Linked DNA regions of Homo sapiens: region 1 is linked to region 2. The links are chromatin loops, found by intact Hi-C in ENCODE. Cell type or tissue: heart right ventricle. All regions are shown on one strand. Each heading gives the region's core, and the rest is flanking DNA. Links, peaks and the distances in the headings are about the cores only. Region 1 overlaps PDHX (pyruvate dehydrogenase complex component X). Region 2 has its middle 32 kb from the start of CD44-AS1.

Region 1 (2,924 bases), core at 271-2,770, 330 kb after region 2:
TCCCTTTTTACTCTCTCCTTTACCTTATTCAGCAGTGTTCTCATGACTAAAGTACACTAATTCTTGATCTCTATTCTAACTACATTTCATACTTGAAAACCAACCTCTCATTAAAATCACTGGCAAATGTTTTACCTTCAGTGCTCATACTATTCACTTCCAAAGCTAAAAGCCAAATCAGGCATTCAACAAATGCCTACTGAACACTTGTTATCCTAGCCCTAGACCAAACCAGATTCTCGACCTCAAAAGGATTAAAATTTAGATGAGAAGATAAATACACAAGTACTAGACAGTAGTAGATAAAAATGCCATTAGACCATCAAAGAATTATGAGAGCTGAGATTCTACCTGATGGAACACTGGAAAACAACAACAAAAAAATCTGTACTAGTATTACTTAATATCTATTAGGATGGCTATTATCCAAAAAAAAGCTAGGAAATGACCAAAATGTTTATGGAAATAGTCTCTAGACTAGGTGGTATTTACAGACAAATTACAGGGAGATCTGAGTCCTCTGGACTCAGAATTATATATAAAATTGTGTATGTATGCACTTTCCTGAAGAAGTTAGTGGTATAGCTTTTATAGTTTAACAGATTTGTTCCCCTCCAAAAACCAGGGCTAATATATTCCCAAGAAATCTCTCCTGAATTATACATTTGCTGATCCTAATTTTTCCCTAGGAATGTTTCATATAATAAAGTCCTTGATTTATACAGTAACAGAAAGATATCAAGCAGATCACTAGCTATAGTAAATGTACTGCCTACCAAAAAAATGAATCACCCATATACCCCATCTTGTTCATAGAATCTGCTGATTCTATATTATTATACTTCTACTTAGTATCCAATGGCACATTAGAAAAGAGGTTAGCCAGAATTTTTAGATAGCATATGGTGTAGAATGCATTTCCTTTGAATGAAATAAACCAAACATTTTAGAAGAGATTTCAGCTTGGAATACTGTCCTTCTTGGTATTAAACTATAAAATTAAAATTCTACATGAAGTTCACTTTACTTTGCCATCTTGGGAGAAGAGCCAAAAGAAATTACCATTCCATTTACAGCCTAGCAAAAGAATACATACACACACACACACACACACACACACACACACACAACGATACTTTGGGAATTTACACATTTTGTCGTAAAAGGCAAATTAAGCTCAAGACAACAACAAGAAGGTATATTTAAGAGTACATCACCTTAGAAATTTACAGATAGGAGAAGTCAATATATACTCTAACTCTCTTAAATAGTCCTGCCACCCTTACACGTAGTCAAGAATTTTGGTGTCCTTAATTGTTCTAAAATGATAGGCTGTCACAGAAATGCTAGTCTACAATGCGGTTATTACTATGTCTGATTTCATTTTTTTAAAAAAAGCAAAAATGTTCATTTAGGATGTACACACGGTGAACTTTAAAACGTCAGCATGCTGACACTGTTCTGCTGAAATCTATAATCAAGCTATCACTTGATACTGAGGTAGACTATGGTTAAGGAAACAGGCATTGGTGTCAGATCTGGGTTGAAACCTGAACTATCTACCAGAGTATAGTATTAGTTGTGAGTATTAAATGAGCTGATTCATGTAAAGTGCTTACAAGGGTGCATAGTATATAGTAAGCTCTCAACAAATGCTACTTATTATTCCCAAACCTATCCCCAAATTTCTTTCTTGCTGGTAGCTCAACTTTGTTCAGCAATATACTTTTCTTGTGCATATGTACTCAGAGTTAGTGATTCCACACCCATCCCCTTGATTAGCCAAAGTCTATACATTTTTCACACAGTGAAGTCAAGCCAGTGCCTAACTTAAGAAAGGGCATACGACCCAATTCTGGTCAATACAATATAAGAAAATTCTGCTGTGGTAACAGAAGATGTTTCTTGTTCTGCAAAAAAGACATCCAAGAAGAAAGGTCCTCTCTTCTTCCTCTGGATGTCATCACGTGCACAGTTCCAAAGTGGTCATCCACTTATCCACTAACCTTGGGTAAAATGCTAAAACCTCTCTGAGTCTATTTCTTCTCCCGTGAAACCTGGCAAACCTTTGCAGGGTTTTTATGATGGTTAGAAGTAATGCAAATATAGTGAGAGCTCAGTATGTGATGGCTACTTCTAATACCCTGCTTTCATAGACAGAATAAAATCCTTTAAAACAAGGTAAACATATACAAAGTATTTCCTGATCATCTAAATCTTCTTAGTCCCTCCTGTTGCTGCCTGTAGTAAGATCTCATTTACCCCTGTCCTATTTTCTTTGGATGGGCAAACATCTCAGCTGAGTAGCCTACAAGTGCTTTGCTTAGATGATACACTTTGCTTGGTCATTACTTAGCGCAGAAACAATTAAAATAAATAAAATAAAATAAAATACTGCATTACTGGCCTATTTTAGTCAGATGGTCATAGCAACAGAAATGTCAATCATTGATTCTCAACTACTTTCTTAAAGAAAATGTCCAAATCGTAGCCTTCGAAAGAATCAGCCTTGCATGCCCTGTAGCACAACTGGTCTACTTTGGGTCAGTTTCTCTATTCAAGGAATTTGAAAGGAGATTACAGAAATGATGGTGAGCACTTAAACAAAACTGACAGCGCATCGTGCATAAAGGCCTGAATCACCACTGAGGCAAGGCAAGCTGACACTGAGAAAGAAAAGCCAGGAGTAAACAGATTGATAATTGCAAGTCTGTACAGGAAAACAAAGTAAATAAGAGAAAGAAGACAAATAATATGAGCCCTAGAAGAAATAGATGGAATAATTATGGTTTCCCCATGGCCCTGCAGCATTTTATAAGTGATGTTCTATCCTTTTAATAAATCCTACTTTTACTAGAGCTATTCTACATGTTTCTGTTTCCACAGTTAAATGAGAATTCAAAGGAGAATATCAATCTTATCAG
Region 2 (2,924 bases), core at 99-2,598:
CACCCCTAATAATCCATGCACTGCTAGTATTCCCCAAGTGATTCACACACTGCTAATAATCCCCTAGTGATCCATGCACTGCTAGTAATCCCCTGGTGATCCATGCACCGCTAGTAATCCCCTGGTGATCCATGCACTGCTAGTAATCCCCTGGTGATCCATGCACCACTAGTAATCCCCAGGTGATCCATGCACTGCTAGTAATCCTCTAGTGATCCATGCACTGCTGGACCCCTAGTGATCCATGCACCACTAGTAATCCCCAGGTGATCCATGCACTGCTAGTAATCCTCTAGTGATCCATGCACTGCTGGACCCCTAGTGATCCATGCACCACTAGTAATCCCCTAGTGATCCATGCACTAGTAGTAATTCCCTAGTGATCCATGCATTGCTAGTAATCTCCTAGTGATCCATACATCGCTGGCTGTGTTATGGGTCCATCTTGCCAACATGGATACTGAGACAAGCAAAATGAGACCATTTTTAGGAAGGGAGTGTAAGATGAAGGGCCGAGGCCTTCTTTCCTCAGGCTCAAATGATGAGGCCTTTGAGCACAGATCTAATGGGAGCAAAACAGGGCCCACTTCATCTTTGATCTCTTCTTTGACCGATAATGTGTGAGGCCCAGCAGGCTCTACCTGACATCAGCGGGCTGTTTGCTTTGATGTGAATTGCCAATTAACAGAGGAAGTTACAGAAAGTCACAAAAAAGTCTTTCCACCTACCACAAGAACTGCCAGGAGCCCCTTGAGCCACATCCCCAACGAAGTTCTGGCTGTGAGAACCCTATAGGCTGAGTGCTTTATCAACTACAGAAATCAATGCCTTGCAGTTGAGGAAGGCTTGCAGTGTGAGATCAGTGTGGCAGCATGGTGTTTTCTGGGGAGGGCCCCCCTTCTGGGTTTCTCCTTATATCCTCACATGGCAGAAAGAGGGCAGGGGAACTATCTGAGGTCATTTTTATAAGGGCTCTCATCCCATTCGTGAGGAATCTATCCTCATGATCTAATCACTTCCCAAAGGCCCCACCTCTTAATACTATCACCTTGAGGGTTTGGATTTCAACTTATAAATTTTGGGGTAAAAACAAACATTCAGTCCATTGCAGTGCCCTGCCCTGTGATGGAGGATTGTAGAACCACAAAGGGCAATACCTGCAAAGAGCGTGAACTGTGTGGCCTGCCACCTAAGGCACTGGCCCTAGTGTGGGCACCTCCTTCCAGGCACAATGTCATAAACAGGATGCCAGTGTTCTGTACGTCAAAGAACCACAGGTGACAGCGGGTTCAGGCACCTCCAGGAGAGCTTTCATGAGAAGCTTTCCTCACTTGTCACCTTTCAGCCCAGACAGGAAGGTGTGAGTAGAGATGCCCACACATCTGACTTGGGTTGAGCAAGGAGAGAAGACTGTGGAGTCCCTGGCAACAACACAAATGTTTTTAGCTCAATAATTCTTTGTCCTGGTAGTTTTTAAAGTTCAATTAATTCATTCTTCCACTGAGGCAGTGAAAGGCCATATTTAATTCCCATATTGTCCTAAGAAAAACTGAGCCACAGAGTCAGGCTCAAATTCCAGAGTGTAGACTGGGTCCACACAGCTTGTCCAAAAAAATATAAAAAGAATAAAGCCATCCAATGCAAATACTGTTTTTACTCTCAAACGTTTAAAAGCAGAGACGTTAAACTCTGAAGAATTCCATAAAGCAGATAAATAAAATATTATTTCATGGTTCTCCCTTTCCTTTTTACAAGCTGAATGAATATGTAAAACCTCCACATCTTTTTATGTCTGTTATTTGGGGTAATCAGATTTTAGCCTTCCAAATATTGTCTGGAAAAATCTAGTGGCTTCCAGTTAAGGAAAAAAAGACAAATTTAGAATTGCAGTCATCTGTTCCTCACTCCTTTTGTTGAGTGACCTGACTCCCCTGGAATTCTCCAACAGCTTCTGTCACTTCTCAGATGTTTTCCAGGCCTGAATAACACACTGCTCACAAACGGAGGAGCCACAGAATTTCCCAACTGCCTTCCTTTGAGTGAACAGTTCCGTTGGAACACCATCTTCCTTCTCCACCTGATCCCAAACTTCCCTTTCATCTTGGTGATGAGGACAGAGATCATTCCAGATTGTAAAGCCAGATTGTTAGCCCGTGCTTTTTTGCAGATAAGGAAGAAGATACCCTAGTTTAAATGAACTAGAGGTAACTCAGTTACAAACCAAGCTTAAGTCCTGGCTCCATCCCTTTCCTAGCTATGGATGATTGGATTGTTAACTTAGCCTCAATTGCTTCATCAGTAGAATGGGGCTAATCATGCCTATGAGATAGAGATTTTCATATGAGAACATTCATAAAGTAGTTAGTCCAGTGCTTGGCACATAATGAGGGCTCAGTCAGTGATAGTTACCACCATCATCCTCATCATCATCCTCATTATCACTATTTTCATCCTTAGCGTTACCAATCACCACTTCTTTGTGACCAAGCTGGAAGAAGTCATGCCTCCTCTCTCCCAGTTTGGCCTTTACCCCAACCATATCACATGGACACCAGCATGTAATCCATAGTTCAGCTGCCCTCCCCCAAATCTGAGCTTTGTTAGTAGACCATGAGCTTTCCTGACCTAGCCTGGGATAACCCCACCTTTAGTCTAGAGGAGCTTCATGGTCATTACGAGTTTGCATTATCTGATGTTCCAAATGTCTTCAGTTACTTGCCAAGTCTCTGAGGCTTAGCAGTGAGAGAAGGCACTGCATTTCTTCAGGGAAACGAAGTGAGTTTCAGCCTGGCCCAAGTGACCTCTCACTGAGATGGGAGCCTGAGCTGGCCCTTCCAATGGGAAACAGGACATCCAGAAATGAAGCAATTCTTTTCCTCACTGGAGGAGTCCCTCAGGGAGTCCCCAGCTCACAGCCTTGGATG

What was found. Hi-C counts contacts between places; a loop is a spot of excess contacts. Peaks named below come from ENCODE experiments on the same cell type or tissue, not always from the same donor. Only the 100,000 strongest peaks of a DNase experiment are listed, where the experiment ranks them.
Region 1: a loop joins it to region 2, with 4 times the contacts of the local background. A loop is called at or near these places in 61 of 110 quality-filtered maps.

Annotation. Positions count from the first base shown.
Region 1 is chr11:34,921,070-34,923,993 of GRCh38, reverse strand. The region is part of intron 1 of PDHX (pyruvate dehydrogenase complex component X); the gene reads right to left. Among named protein-coding and RNA genes, the nearest start is that of PDHX, 5.9 kb to the right of the region's middle. In heart right ventricle, for the core only: no CTCF peak of the experiment used is centred there; no DNase peak of the experiment used is centred there.
Region 2 is chr11:35,245,954-35,248,877 of GRCh38, reverse strand. No RefSeq gene overlaps it. Among named protein-coding and RNA genes, the nearest start is that of CD44-AS1, 32 kb to the right of the region's middle. In heart right ventricle, for the core only: no CTCF peak of the experiment used is centred there; a DNase peak (open chromatin) is centred at 1,287; H3K27ac peaks cover 2,058 bases.